Regions from separate parts of the Homo sapiens genome. Here region 1 is linked to region 2. The links are chromatin contacts, found by Hi-C or POLR2A ChIA-PET in ENCODE. All regions are on one chromosome and are shown on one strand. Each heading gives the region's core, a stretch centred on a gene start or an enhancer-like site at or near the end of the contact. The rest is flanking DNA. Distances are from core to core; before and after follow the strand shown. Region 1 holds the start of FPASL (fibroblast proliferation associated lncRNA). Region 2 holds the start of RFC2 (replication factor C subunit 2).

Region 1 (7,802 bases), core at 4,754-7,253, 2.1 Mb before region 2:
TCGGCCTCCCAAAGTGCTGGGATTACAGGCGTGAGCCACTGCGTCCAGCTGGGCCATTTTATTTTTTAGAGACAGGGTCTTACTATGTTGTCCAGGCTGATCTCAAACTCCTGGCCTCAAGTGATCTGCCTCAGCCTCCCAGAGCACTAGGAGTACAGATATGAGCCACTGCACCTGGCCTATTGTGATATGTTGTTTCACTTGAAGTATTTGAAAAAAATACAGTATCACACAAATAAGTAGTTGGAAAGGGGTGAACCTAAAGAATTGAAGTTGAATGGCAGAAGCAGAATAAGGTTAAGAAAGTTCTCATTAGGTGGGTGCGGTGGCTCACGCCTGTCAACTTTGGGAGGCTGAGCTGGGTGGATTGCTTGAGCCCAGGAGTTCAAGACCAGCCTAGGCAACATAGTACATAGTGAGACCTCTGTCTCTACAAAAATTAAGTGGGCATGGTGGTGTGCACCTGTAGTTTCAGCTACTCAGGAGGCTGAGGTGGAAGGATTGCTTGAGCCCAAGAGGTTGAGGCTGTAGTGAGCTATGATCACGCCACTGAATTCCAGCCTGGGAGACAGAGCAAGACCTTGTCTCAAATACAATAAACAAAAAAGACCTCATACTACATGAATTAAATCAGTCTGTAGATCAGGCACCAGTGGTAAAGGTCTTTTTTGCCTCTTTTTTAGTGCATTCTAGAATTTTAAAAATAACCGATACTAGGCCAGGTGTGGTGGTTCATACCTGTAATCCCAGCATTTTGGGACACCGAGGCAGGCGGATCACCTGAGGCCAGTAGTTCAAGATCAGCCTGGCTAACATGGTGAAACCCTGTCTCTACTAAAAATGCAAAAATTAGCCGGGCATGATAGCACGCGCCTTTTATCCCAGCTACTTGGGAGGCTGAGGCAGGAGAATCGCTTGAACCAGAAGATAGATTGTAGTGAACCAAGATCCTGCCACTGCACTCCAGCCTGGGCAACAGAGCAAGACTCCATCTCAAAAACAAACAAAAACTGATACTTTGTCCGAAAGGTGATTAAAAATAACAGTGTGAAACATCAGAGGTCTCCATTCCAAGAACTTCAGGTCAGGGGTAGAGTGGAGAGGCCATAAATGTAATTCAGTGGGACCTTCTAGTACAGCAAAGCATGAAAGCAGTTTTCCTCCACTCTATTTATGTGTGATGACCACATGCGTTGGCCTCTGCTCTGGTCAGCTGAAACTGCATGTTGATTCACTGGGTGATTTGAGTGGCTAAGAATGGCACCTCCCTCCTGGGTGCACAGTTCCCAAAGCCTACTCAGAGAAACAACCTTCTGAGCACTAGCTGGGTAACCCTGTTCTAGGAGTTGACAATCAGTGGTCACCAGCCTAATCAGAACATTAACATGTGGCATACCAGCTTGCTAATTAGCCCACTGGTTTGAATTTTCCAACTCTGATGTGGATAAACGTGGTTGAATCTGAATGGCCACAAGCTGTACCTCTCATTAACCACACAGCGCTGTGGTCAGTGAGGAGTTAGGGTGAGAGTAGCTGGATCACACTGGCAAGACAATGAGTCAAGACATCTCAGGTTATGTAAGGGACTCACGTGGCACTCTGTTATCCTGTTATCCAGAGTATTGGAGAGGAAAGGCCGTAGGAATTTGAGGAACACTATGACTTGGGGCCTTTTTTTTTTTTTTTTGGAAAGACAGAATCTCACTCTTGCACAGGCTGGAATGCAGTGGCATGATCACAACTCACTGCAGCTTCTACCTCCTGGGCTCAAATGATCCTCCTATCTCAGCCTTCTGAGTCGCCGGGACCATAGGTGCGTACCACCACCACACACACCTGGCTAATTTTTGGATTGTTTGTAGAATTGAGGTCTTGCTATACTGCCCAGGCTGGTCTTGAACTCCTGGCCTCAGGCAATCCTCCCATCTCAGCCTCCCAAAGTGCTGGGATTACAGACATGAGCCACTGTGCCCAGCTGGTTTTTATTTTTTGAATTGGCAGTGCACACACGTTACAAAAGTGTGAGGCGGCCGTATACAGCCCACAATGCTTGACATATTTACCCTCTGGCCAGTAGTTTGCAGACCCCTGGTTTATCAGAAACTCTTCCCAGCATGCCCATTACCTGATCACCCATTAATTGCCATTCTTAGAGGTAACTACTGCCATCCATTCTTCTAATTTGGTTGAGCTTGAAATAGGATTTTTGCTGCCTTTGAGCACTGATGTGACTCTGGCCTTGTGATTTTAAATATAGATAGTTGAAATTTGGTGGTCCCAAAACAGATATCTTGAATTAGAATATTTAATTCCATTTAAAGGGTAGTTAGGTGGTATTGGGGCACTTGAATCCCAAACACAAAAATTGAAAAGAACGTTACAGTGATTGGCTACAGACCCACTCCTTGATATGGCAGATAAATTCCTCTATGGGTTGTGGAACCTTGAAAGTCACTGTTGGCATTTTACTCCCAATGTTCATATTTCTCCTTACAAAAAGGACATTCTCGGCCAGGCGCAGTGGCTCACGCCTGTAATCCCACCACTTTGGGAGGCCGAGGCGGGCGGATCACCTGAGGTCAGCAGTTCGAGACCAGCCTGGCCAACATGGCGAAACCCTGTCTCTGCTAAAAATACAAAAAAATTAACTGGGTGTGGTGGCTCGTGCCTGTAGTCCCAGCTACTTGGGAAGCTGAGACACAAGAATTGCTTAAACCCAGGAGGCAGAGGTTGCAGTGAGCTGACATCACGCCACTGCACTCCAACCTGGGCAACCGTGAGACCCTGTCTCAAAAAAAAAAAAAAAAAAGGACATTCTCTAATATAACCGCCATACTGTTATCACCCAATTAATAATTCCCTAATATCAGCCCATATGCAAATTTCTCCAAATTGTCCTCAGAATGCATTTGATAGCTTTTTCCAATCCCCCTCCCGCACCACCTAGACTCCAATTAAAATTCATTAATTGCATTTCAATATTAGATTTCTTTGCCTATTTTTTTTTTTTTTTAAGAGACAGGGTCTCAGTTGCCCTGGTTGGAGTGCTTTGGACAATCAGAGCTCACTGCAGCCTCCAACTCATGGACTCAAACAGTCCTCCCAACTCAGTCTCCCGAGTAGCTGGGACCACAGGGCTGCACTACCACTTCCGGCTAATTTTTTTCTTTTTTTTTTTTCAACATGGCCTTCCAATAAATCTATTTTTATTTTTTGTAAAGATGGGTATGTTGTCTAGGCTGTTCCTGAATTTCTGGCCTCAAGTGATCCTCTCACCTTGGCCTCCCAAAGTGTTAGAATTAATGGGCATGAGCCACCACGCCTGGGCCTGATAATGGCTTGAGACCAGGCTACTTGACAGTCTCAAGGCCCCACGTTCTGGGTTTGTCCAGTTGTCTGTGCCTATGTCATTTAGCTTGTTTCCTGCCCTTGTTGGGGTACTTTTTTTGTCTTAAGAACTTTGCTTTCTCCTCCATTTAACCTTCTCACTGGTTCACTCTGTGTTTTTTTTTTTTTGTTTTTTTTTTGAGATGGAGTCTCGCTGTGTCACCCAGGCTGGAGTGCAGTGGTGCGATCTTGGCTCTCGGCAAGCTCCGCCTCCTGGGTTCACACCATTCTCCTGCCTCAGCCTCCCAAGTAGCTGGGACTACAGGCACCCACCACCACGCTCGGCTAATTTTTTGTATTTTTAGTAGAGACGGGATTGCACCATGTTAGCCAGGATGGTCTCGATCTCCTGACCTTGTGATCCACCCACCTCGGCCTCCCAAAGTGCTGGGATTACAGGCGTGAGCCACCACGCCCGGCTACTCTGTGCTCTTAAGCAACTACCAGCAGCAGAGCCTGTTACCTAAGCGGACAAGGCCAAAGCCACTGCTCTGAAAGGCCAGAGGGATTGGCCACTACCCATGGGGACCATCTTGTTTTCTGACTGGAGTCTTCTGGGCTCGGGGATTTGCCTCCTCAATCCTCTCCTGCCTCCCCTGGATGGGAAAAGTACAGTATTAGGTGGTTTAATAAGCACTGGCTTTGACTCACATCCTCACTTGGCCCACTGGGTCCTGGTGGTCTGCAGCTGTTCTGCCCCTATGCCTGGGGGAGGTGGGGAGACAGCACAGCCCACCTTATTCACTAGAGTTAACTCAGGAACCAGAAGCATGCCTGAGACACTTCTTTCATACTGGATCTACACTAGGGGAATCACAATCTTGGTGTTAAATTAGTTCTTCCCACTGTGGTCGGCAAATTACCCTACCACTCATTGGCTTGTAGGAGCTGAGAAGATAAATGAAAGCCTTTTTTTTTTTTGAGACGGAGTCTCGCACTATTGCCCGGGGTTGGAGTGCAATGGCGTGATACCAGCTCACTGCAACCTCCGCCTCCTGGGTTCACGTTGATTCTCCTGCCTCAGCCTCCCGAGTAGCTGGGATTACAGGCATCCACCACCATGCCTGGCTAATTTTTTTGTATTTTTAGTAGAAACAGGGTTTCACTATGTTGGCCAGGCTGGTCTTGAACTCCTGACCTCGTGATCCGCCCGCCTTGGCCTCCCAAAGTGCTGGGATTACCAGGCATAAGCCACCGTGCCTGGCCACAAGAAAGCCTCTTTTTACTCACTTAACCTGAAGCCAGATTTTAGAGATGAGGTTTCATTGGTTGTCAGTTTTTTTGTTTTGTTTTGAGACAGGATCTCGCTCTGTTGACCAGGCTGGAGTGCAGTGGTGCAGTCATAGCTCACTGCAGCCTCCACCTGCTGGACTCAAAGCAATCCTGTTTCAGCGTCCCAAGTAGCTGGGCTATCTGGCCTGGCTAATTTTTAAATTCTTTTTGTAGAGACTGGGTTTTACTATACTATGTTGCCCAGGCTGGTCTTGAACGCCTGGGCTTAAGCGATCCTCCTGCCTCGGTCTCCCAAAGTGTTGGGATTACAGGTGTGAGCCACCATGCCCAGCTGGGTTATGTTCTTTAAAGCCAGATAGCAAACTCACTTTTTATTCCATTAGGTTTATCAAAGCAGACTGCCTTCCAAGAGACGGTATTTTTTAGTGTTAAGTTGACAAGGGGTTTTGCCTGCTAAGTTTGCCGAGTAAATCCTCGGACAAGGATTGTGGGTAGTGGGCAGACCAAGAGTGAGAAATATTCTCTTGCCCTAAATCAGGAGACTACATTAGAAACAGACAAGATAGACTCAGGAAATAAAGGCTAAAAGGTATGAAGGACAAGGCAGCTTGTAGCTGACTGCAAGCATTGTGGGGTGAGTCTTTTTTTCATGTAATCTCCCTAAATACCGTCCAAGTCTCCAAGGTCAAACAGATGCCACCTCCCGCTGCTGGGGCGGGGCCACATTGAGTAATAATCATTGCTCCCCGTGGTATGTTAGCACTTCGATTTCTTTCGCCTAGTGGCGACAGAGCCAAAATGAAACTGAGTAAGTACAAAACAGCAAAATAGCATTGGCCGCATCCCTCAGGGCCTCACGCACGCACCAGCCACAGCTGGTCTGGCCGCCCTGCCCCATTCCTTGAGCCACAAAATGCTGCAGTGATGCTGGTTTGCAAAGCCCCAGAGCTAGGTCGGGGGATTCAGCATCCCTCCCGGCCCAGGTCTGGGCCCCCTCCCTACCCCAACCTGGGGGCTCTTGCAGTAGGTCCCCTGCCGACCCTTCCCGGCTCTGAAGCTGGCTTTCCCGGGGATCGCCTCTTCCAGACCCCGGACTCCAACAGCGTCCTCGAGCCCAGCCACCCCCGCCTCCAACCCACCTGGGAGCTCCATCCTCGGCCCTATCTCTGAGCACCTCCCCTCCCCAAACGCCCAGACCCCCGGCCAAGGAAGCCTTTTGCTGCCTGCCGTCTCCCCGAGGGGCCTCCTTTGCATTGGCGAGCCGTTCGTCCCTGGCCCCGGCGTGCACTGGCGCGCCTCTGTCCCCCGGGTTCCTCGACGTAAGACAGGTTTCTAGGACGGTGCAGAGGCCAGGGCGCCCGGACTACGCGGAAGCCCGGATGTGGGCCGGGCGGGACCACGGCTGTGTATGTAGCCCCGCCCCGGGGGCGGCCGCCTTCCCCTCGGGCATGGCAAGAGCCAATCACAGGCCAGCGTGTCCCCGCTCCGCCAATGGTCGGACTGTTGCTAGGGCCTGGGTCCCTGCCCCGAAATCGGCCCGCTTAGCGGCCCCGGGGCTTCATTTGTTGCAGATCCCGCCCTCCAGCCACTGGGGAGCTTTTATCTCCCAACTTCACCCGCTTCTCTCTCCTCCGTCTTCCGCCTCCACCTTTGTTACGTGCTTGGGAGGATGGAGCCTTGGGCTCGTGGTGGGCCCTTGGTCCCACGCCTGCCCTTCAGTTTCTCCATCTGAATAATGACGTGATCTCTCGTGTCCCGGCCCGTACTGGTTGGCTATCCTTTCTTACCTACACATCTCTGCTTCTGAAAACAGCCCTGGGAGGTCTGCGTTGTTCCCAGATTGCAGAAGAGGAAACTCCTGGCCCCCGATGCACACAACAGCTGGGCGGTTTCTGGTGGCTACCTGGGTCTGACGGGTTCCATCACTTTACACGCGGGAGCCATGGTGCAACAGTGAGGGAGGGGGCAGATCTGGTGTCCTGGCGACACTGAGGCCAGGTCCTGCCTCTCTTTGGTATCCCAGGCCCTCCACAGCTAGGTCCCAACCTGCCTGTCCAACCTCCGCTGCCCTCATGCCCCAGGTGTTACAGCCCCATCAGCCTCCTGTGCGCCCTTCAAGGTCCTCTGCTCCAATACCCTTCCCTCCCACGGTCCTGATGATGATAACTGAATCGAACAGTGGCTGCCAGCCAGGGCCAGGGCCCTCCCCCATCATCAGTCCTGAAAGATGTCAGAAATGGAATAAAGACACCCAGTCTCCCCGCTTCCCATCTCCTGACATAGAGTTGTATAATCCCAGGCCGAGAGGGAGTTGAGTTGCCCAAGTCACTATCAAGGCTGGATTTAGGAATTAAAAATCAGCTCCAGTGAGGTTGCTGACTGTTTAGAAAGGTGGGATTTCTGTCGCTCAGCAATGTCTATTTTCTTTTTCTTTCTTTTTTAGAGACAAGGTGTCACTCTGTTGCCCAGGCTGTACTGGAGTGCAGTGGTGCAATCATAGCTCACTGGAGCCTCCAAATCCTGGGCTCTGAGTAGCTGAGACTATAGGTGTGCACCACCATACCCAGCTGATTTCTAAATTTTTTTTGTAGAAACAGTCTCACTGTGGTGCCCAGACTGGTCTCGAGTACCTGACCTCAAGCCTCAGCCTCCCAAAGTGTTGGGATTACAGGTGAAAACCACTGTGCCCGACCCAATGTTTCATTTTCTGAATAAAGGGCTGTTGGGGGACAAAAGCTTAAGAGCTCAGGATTTGGATTCTCATCCCACCATGTCCTAATTAGGTGACATAACCTCTCAAGGTATTTAGCCTTTTAGAGGATCAGTTTCTACATCTGTAAAACGAGAATAATACAACCTACCTCAAAAATGTCTAGCAGTGACTGAGTGCTTACTATCGGCTCTCAGCAGCCTTCTAAAGACTTCACAGTGGCTGGGTGCAGAGGCTCAAGCCTGTAATCCCAGCACTTTGGGAGGCTGAGGCAGGAGGATCGCTGGAGACTGGGAGTTCCAGACCAGCCTGGGCAACATAGCGAGATCCTATCTCTACCAAAATTACAAAATTAGCCAGGCATATTGACAAATGCTTGTGGTCCCGGCTACTTGGGAGGCTGAGGTAGGAGGGTAGCTGGAGTCCAAGAATTCGAGGCTGTAGTGAGCTGTAATGGTGCCATGGCACTCCA
Region 2 (7,125 bases), core at 3,074-5,573:
CCGGGGACAAATTTTACCCAGATGAGACACCCTTATACTGTAGATATATCTAGGAAATGTTTTTTCTGTACACACTGTGCCTCTCAATATTGAAAATGCTACAAAGTGCTCGCTTCGGCAGTGCACAGACTAAAACTGGAACGACACAGAGAAGATGAGCAGGGCACCTAATTTTAAAAATGCTAACGAAAATGTTAGAAAAACCATAAATGGGGCTGGGCGCAGTGGCTCACGCCTGTAATCCCAGCACTTTGGGAGGCCGAGGCGGGTGGATCACAAGGTCAGGAGATCGAGACCATCCTGTCTAACATGGTGAAACCCCATCTCTACTAAAAATACAAAAAAAAAAAAAAAAAAAAATTAGCCAGTCGTGGTGGCAGGCGCCTGTAGTCCCAACTACTCGGAAGGCTGAGGCATGAGAATGGCATGAACCCGGGAGGTGGAGCTTGCAGTGAGCCGAGATCGCACCACTGCACTCCACGCTGGGTGACAGAGCAAGACTCCGTCTCAAAAAAAAGAAAAAAGAAAAACTATAAATGGGATGGAAGACCGCAGTGCCTGAAACACTTATTTAAATGATAGCATCACCATTTAAAAACAAAAATTAGTCAGGTGCGATGGCTCCCACCTGTAATCCCAGCACTATGGGAGGCAGAGGTAGGTGGATCACTTGAGCCCAGGAGTTCGAGACCAGCCTGGCCAACATGGTGAAACCCTGTCTCTACTAAAAATACAAAAATTAGCCGGGCATGGTGGCATGCACCTGTAATCCCAGCTACTCTGGAGGCTGAGACAGGAAAATCTATTCAACCTAGGAGGCAGAAGTTGCAGTGAGCCGATATCATGCCACTGTGCTCCAGCCTGGGTGACGGAGTGAGACCCCATCTCAAAAAATAAATAAAGGCTGGGCATGGTGGCTCACGCCTGTAATCCCAGCACTTTGGGAGGCTGAGGTGGGCGGATCACCTGAGGTCGGGAGTTTGAGACCAGCCTGACCAACATGGTGAAACACCGTCTCTACTAAAAATACAAAATTAGCTGGGTGTGGTGGCACATGCCTGTAATCCCAGCTACATGGGAGGATGAGCCAGAAGAATTGCTTGAGCCCGGGATGCGGAAGTTGCAGTGAGCCGAGATCATGCCATTGTACTCCAGCCTGGGTAACAAGATCGAAACTCCATCTCAAAATAAAAAAAAAATAAAAACAAAAACAAAAAATAGCTTAAAATCACAAAGAAATCCACTTGAAAACAAATAATAAATTTTCTTTTTTTTTTTTTGAGATGGAGTTTCGCTCTTGTTGCCCAGCTAATTTTTGTATTTTTACTACAGATGGGGTTTCACCATGCTGGCCAGGCTGGTCTTGAACTCCTGACCTCGTGATCGGCCCTCCTCGGCCTCCCACAGTGCTGGGATTACAGGCGTGAGCCACCGACCTGGCCTAAATTTTCTTTTTTTTATAGAGATAGGAGTCTTGCTACATTGCCCAGGTTGGGCTCAAACGCCTGGTCTCAAGCGATCCTCCCGCCTGGGCCTCCCAAAGTGCTGAGATTACTGGCATGAGCCACCAGGCCCAGACTAAGATAATGAACTTTTAAAATTCAATGTAAACAAGGCAAACAGCATCAAGTGTGCATGACATTCTGGGCCAATGGAGGCTGGAGTGGGCAGAGAGAAAACCAGGCTATCCTGTAGTCCTGATCTTGGCACGCCAGCAGATTTTCAGCCTTACATCCTGCAACATAACTCAGGAAGTAAGCTAACGGTGAAAGTCAAGGTGTCATTCAAACTAAGATGTGTTGCCTGACTTCTCTGACAATTTGATTGGAAGCCTCTGGATTTGGGGAAAGAGGATTTTGGTTTCAATTTTATTTCCTTTCTACATGCTTCCTCTTGGTGTATAACTGCCTTGCCCTCTTGTGATGACAGTCTGGGAGCTTAGCCTCAGTGTGTATTTAATTTCCTGAGATTTGAAGGATTTGCTGGGAGGAATTCTCCGTGGCTACTCTATGCCCTTTCACAAGAGCCTGTGGTTTCCCCAGCACTCCCTGGTTCCCCAACATTGCTGTTTTTCAGTCCCAGGGGAGCGGCTGGAGTTTTTAAGTTCTGAGCTCTGTTTGGGCCCAAGTCCAATAGGTCACAAAAGGCTCAGTCTAAAAAAAAGAAATGTCCTGACAGTGCAGCTTTGCCCTAAGAGTCACCTCCATCTCTGGTTCTCCTGGCATTCCATCAGTTAGAGGAGAGCCCTAGCAGCGCCAAAAGGCCTCCTGTAGAGTGGGGGTTTTTGGAGAATTATGAAAGGAACCGTGTTCTGTACTTATTAAAAATTAGTTTCTAAACTGTGTTATGTGATGGGAGGGATGTGTGTCATAGTGATTACAAGGAAAACATGAAGATTACAAAGGAACAATCCTATGGAAAAACCGCGGAGACATTTCAAGAAAAGTGTATATTTCAAGAGGAGTGTGTATTTTCTCCTCCGGAAAAATAAAAGACCTGTGAATAATGATTGAAAAAACAGACAAGACCGCTCCATCAGTTTAAAGGGGGAATAGGGGAGAGATGGCCAATTCAAACATTTTTTCCAAATTACATGGAAAGAAAAACACTGTGTTAAGTTGTGAATCTGTATACGTTAATACTATCGTTAAAACCAACTGCTTGGCCAGACGCGGTGGCTCACACCTGTAATCCCAGCACTTTGGGAGGCTGAGGCAAGCGGATCACTTGAAGTCAGGAGTTTGAGACCAGCCTGGTCAACGTGGCGAAACCCCATCTCTACTGAAAATACAAGTATTAGCCAGGTGTGGTGGCACACGCTTGTAGTCCCAGCTACTCGGGAGGTTGAGGCAGGAGAATCACTTGAACCTGGGAGCCTGACATTGCAGTGAGCTGAGATCACACCACTGTACTCCAGTCTGGGTGACAGAGTGAGACTCCATCTCAAAAACAAAAAACAAGAAACAAAACAAAGAATGGTCAAAGCACTTGTGAATCTGAAGTACCTACTTTCTTTTCTTCTTATTTTTTTAGAAACAGGATTTCACTCTGTCCCCCGGGGCTGGAGTACATTGACTTGATCATGGTTCACTGTGGCTTCAACCTCATGGGCTCAACCGATTCTCCTGCCTCAGCCTCCCGAGTAACTGGGACTACTGTCGCGTACCACCACAACTGGATAATTTAAAAAATTTTTTTTGTAGAGATGGGGTCTCACCATGTTGCCCAGGCTGGTCTCAAACTCCTCGGCTTGAGGGATCCTCCCACCTTAGCCTCCCAAAGTTCTGGGATCATCATTATTGAATATTATGACAATTTGGGCTATGGGAGGAAAGATTGGGTAGAAAAACAGCCCATAAGAATGCTCAAAACCCTTGCAAGGTTGAAGTATTTACTTTTTCTTTTTTGAGACAGGGTCTTGCTGCAGACCAGGTTGGAGTGCAGTGGTGTGATCAGAGATCACTGCAGCCTGCACCTCCTGGGCTCAAGCACTCCTCCGCCTCAGCTTCCTGAGTAGCTGGAACTGCAGGTGCGCGCCACCACGCCCGGCTACTTTTTTAATTTTTATTTTTGTAGAGACGGGGATCTCACTTTGTTGCCCAGGCTGGTCTCGAACTCCTGGGCTTAATCGCTCTTCCGGTCTCTGTCCCCCAAAGTGCTGGGATTAGAGGGGTGAGCCACCGCACCGGCCTTGAGTCCCTATTTTCCTGGAATGAACATTGCATTTCATCTGACAAAAGGACGGTTTCAGTTTCCTCCTCTGCAAAATGGGGTGGGGGTGGAATTCCCATCTTGCAGCCGAGAATTCCCTGATAATAAACGTCGAGTACCGAGCGCGGTTGAGGCGCAGGAGCCTACCCAACGGGAGCAGCTCACTAGGACATTCAGAGCAATCTGGAAAAGTGGGCACGGGCAGCCCCAGACGTCATCCCCGGACCCCGCTGCCCAGCAGCGCCCGGACGCCAGCGTTGTCCGTGTCCCAACACCGAAGCCCGCGTTTGGCCGCAACCCCTCCAGGCCCTGCTCCTCCCACGCCGCCGCGGAGCGGATCTTCCACAGAAACCACACACAAACGTCCGTTCCGAGAGCGACCTGCTTTCTCGGAAGGCGTCGCGGCCACAGCTCGCCTTCCTGTCGCTCCCAGGCCGGGCGCCAGGTCTCCCATAGCAACCGCGGCCTCCAGCGATGGCCGCCAGGGCACCACCGGAACCCTCTTCGCAGGCACAGAGAGGCGCGGGTACGTAACTTCCGCTCGCGCCCGGCGGAAGCCAGGGGGCGGGGCTTGCGTGGCGGCGTCAAGGGGCGGTGCCTCGGGTGGCGGGAAGAGGAGGCGCGAGAATGGAGGTGGAGGCCGTCTGTGGTGGCGCGGGCGAGGTGGAGGCCCAGGACTCTGACCCTGCCCCTGCCTTCAGCAAGGCCCCCGGCAGCGCCGGCCACTACGAACTGCCGTGGTGAGGTCCCAGGCCGTAAAGAATGGGCGCGTTTGGACGTGAGGGTGGGCGAGTGGCGGGCCGTGCTCCGGAGAAACTCGGGGGTCAGGGGCTCGTTTTGGGGAATCCCGAGGGAGGAGGAGGCCCCGGGTGGCATCGAGATGATTTCAAGAAGGCGACGGACATGGATCGAGAGTGGCCGGTCTAAACTCTGCGAGCGGAGTCTCGCTCACTACAATGCTTATGACAATTAGGGCTACCCCGGGTGGCCACCTACTCTGACCTAGTTGGTTTTTTCAAAAGTTTTTGTGTATAGTAGTGTATGACCTAGTGTTTTCAAAAACTTCAATCTTTTAAAAAAAATATCGATTACATGTTGAAAATAATATTTTGACTGTTAGGTTCAATAACATTTACATTTGAAATTTTTTTAAAAAAATCAAGACGGGGGTTTTGCTGTGTTGCCCAGGCTGATGTCCAGCTCCTTGGCTCAAGTGATCCCCCTGCCTCAGCCTCCTAAGTAGATGGGACTACAGGCACGCACCACCATGCCCAGTTAATTTTTTTTTTTTAGATGGAGTCACACTTTGTCACACAGGCTGGAGTGCAGTGGTGTGATTTCTGCTCACTACAACCTGCATCTCCCTGGTTCAATCAATTCTGCCTCAGCCTTCCTAGTAGCTGGGATTACAGGCATGTACCATCACACCCTGCTAATTTTGTGTTTTTAGTAGAGGCTGGGTTTCACCATGTTGGCCAGGCTGGTCTCGAAGTCCTGATCTCAAGTGATCCGTCCGCCTCGCCTTCCCAAAGTGCTGGGATTACAGGCATGAGCCACTGTACCCAGCCTAGGCCTACGGTGTCTAGCCAGCTATGCTGTGTATTTGGCACACGTCTGCAGAAACTGGCAGGTAATCCTTGCCTGGCATGGTGGCTCACGCCAGTAATCCCAGCACTTTGGGAGGCTGAGGTGGGCAGATCACCTGAGGTTGGTAGTGACCCAAGATCGCACCATTGCACTCCAGCCTGGGCAACAAGAGCAAAACTCTGTCTCCAAAAAAAAAAAAAAGAAAAGAAACTGGCAGGTAAGGGATGAGAAAGGAGCTTGGTTGCACCCATGTTGTCACACCAAATGATGTCAGTGCTGTATGTGCTGGGCCTCTTGTGACGGGCGGACAGGGTTGCAGCACAGTGTCACATTGCTCCAGATGACCTGTGCTGGCCGTGCTCCAGCAGCAACAGGTGTTTCTCTGCTGTGGCAGGTTTGAAGCCTATGCTGTACAATTCTCATGCCTTTAACTTTTCAAATGGCACTTGGGCATCTTATTACATTTTATTTATTTATTATTTATTTTTGAAACAGAGTCTCACTCTGTAGCCCGGGCTGGAGTATAGTGGCATGCATGATCTCAGCTCACTGCAACTTCTGCCTCCCAGGTTCGAGCTACTGTGCCTTAGCCTCCCAAGTAGCTGGGATTACAGACGCACACCACCACATCCAGCTAATTTTTGTATTTTAAGTAGAGATGAGGTTTCACCATGTTGGCCAGACTGGGCTCAAACTCCTGACCTCAATTGATCCACCCGCCTCAGCCTCACAAAGTGCTAGGATTACAGGTGTGAGCCACTGCGCCTGGCTGTCATCTTATTACATTTAAAACTTGCAACCATTTGGCATAGTTGTACTGAATGTATGTAATTTTTTAACAAAGCTCTCAGGATAACCCTTAGGTGCTTTTTGTGGGGTAGTGTGAAGATAACCATGTCAGCATTTTTATGCATTTTCTTAACAGGGTTGAAAAATATAGGCCAGTAAAGCTGAATGAAATTGTCGGGAATGAAGACACCGTGAGCAGGCTAGAGGTGAGTGGCTTTTTTTTTTTTTGAGACAGAGTCTCGCTCTGTCGCCCAGGCTGGAGTGCAGTGGTGCGATCTCCGCTCACTGCAAGCTCCGCCTCCCGGGTTCATGCCATTCTCCTGCCTCAGCCTCCCCAGTAGCTGGGACTACAGGTGCCCACCACCACACCCAGCTAATTTTTTGTATTTTTAGTAGAGACGGGGTTTCACCGTGTTAGCCAGGATGGTCTCAATCTCCTGACCTCATGATCCTCCCGCCTCGGCCTCCCAAAGTGCTGGGATTACAGGCGTGAGCCACCACACCTGGCCTTTTTTTTTTTTTTTTTTTTTTTTTTTGAGATGGAGCCTCCCTCTGTCGCCCAGGCTGGAGCGCATTGGCGTAATCTGGCCTCTCTGCAAGCTCTGCCTGCTGGGTTCACGCCATTCTCCTGCCTCAGCCTCCGGAGTAACTGGGACTACAGGCGCCCGCCACCATGCCTGGCTAATTTTTTTTGTATTTTTAGTAGAGATGGGGTTTCACCGTGTTAGCCAGGATGGTCTCGATCTCCTGACCTCGTGATCTGCCCACCTCGGCCTCCCAAAGTGCTGGGATTACAGGCGTGAACCACCGCGCCCGGCCTTTTTTTTTTTTTTTTTTGAGATGGAGTCTCGCTCTGTCGCCCAGGCTGGAGTGCAGTGGCGCCATCTCAGCTCACTGCAAGCTCCGCCTCCTGGGTTTAAGCAATTCTTCTGCCTCAGCCTCCCCAGTAGCTGGGACTACAGGCACACGCCACCACGCCTGGCTAATTTTTTTATTTTTAGTAGAGATGGGGTTTCACCGTGTTGGCCAGGCTGGTCT

What was found. Hi-C counts contacts between places; a loop is a spot of excess contacts on that map. ChIA-PET counts read pairs that join two places held with the same protein, here RNA polymerase II (POLR2A). Pooled maps may share reads with other maps.
Region 1: a loop to region 2 is called in a map with no recorded cell type, with 13 times the contacts of the local background. The contact joins the promoter of FPASL here to the promoter of RFC2 in region 2. A Hi-C loop is called at or near these places in 1 of 37 single-sample maps with no recorded cell type and 5 of 50 pooled maps. POLR2A ChIA-PET finds 5 or more read pairs at or near these places in 1 of 52 experiments (naive thymus-derived CD8-positive, alpha-beta T cell).

The regions. Positions count from the first base shown.
Region 1 is chr7:76,316,448-76,324,249 of GRCh38, reverse strand. FPASL (fibroblast proliferation associated lncRNA) reads right to left here and starts at 6,003. Exons shown (of 2, transcript NR_186616.1): 1 at 3,803-6,003; 2 at 1,964-2,531. RefSeq lists enhancers at 5,140-6,136, 6,485-6,664, 6,137-7,133 and a silencer at 5,965-6,204.
Region 2 is chr7:74,251,597-74,258,721 of GRCh38, reverse strand. RFC2 (replication factor C subunit 2) reads left to right here and starts at 4,323. Exons shown (of 11, transcript NM_181471.3): 1 at 4,323-4,451; 2 at 6,224-6,293. The coding sequence starts at 4,339. RefSeq lists enhancers at 3,930-4,009, 3,483-4,085, 4,420-4,649, 4,086-4,688, 4,689-5,291 and 3 more and a silencer at 4,250-4,369.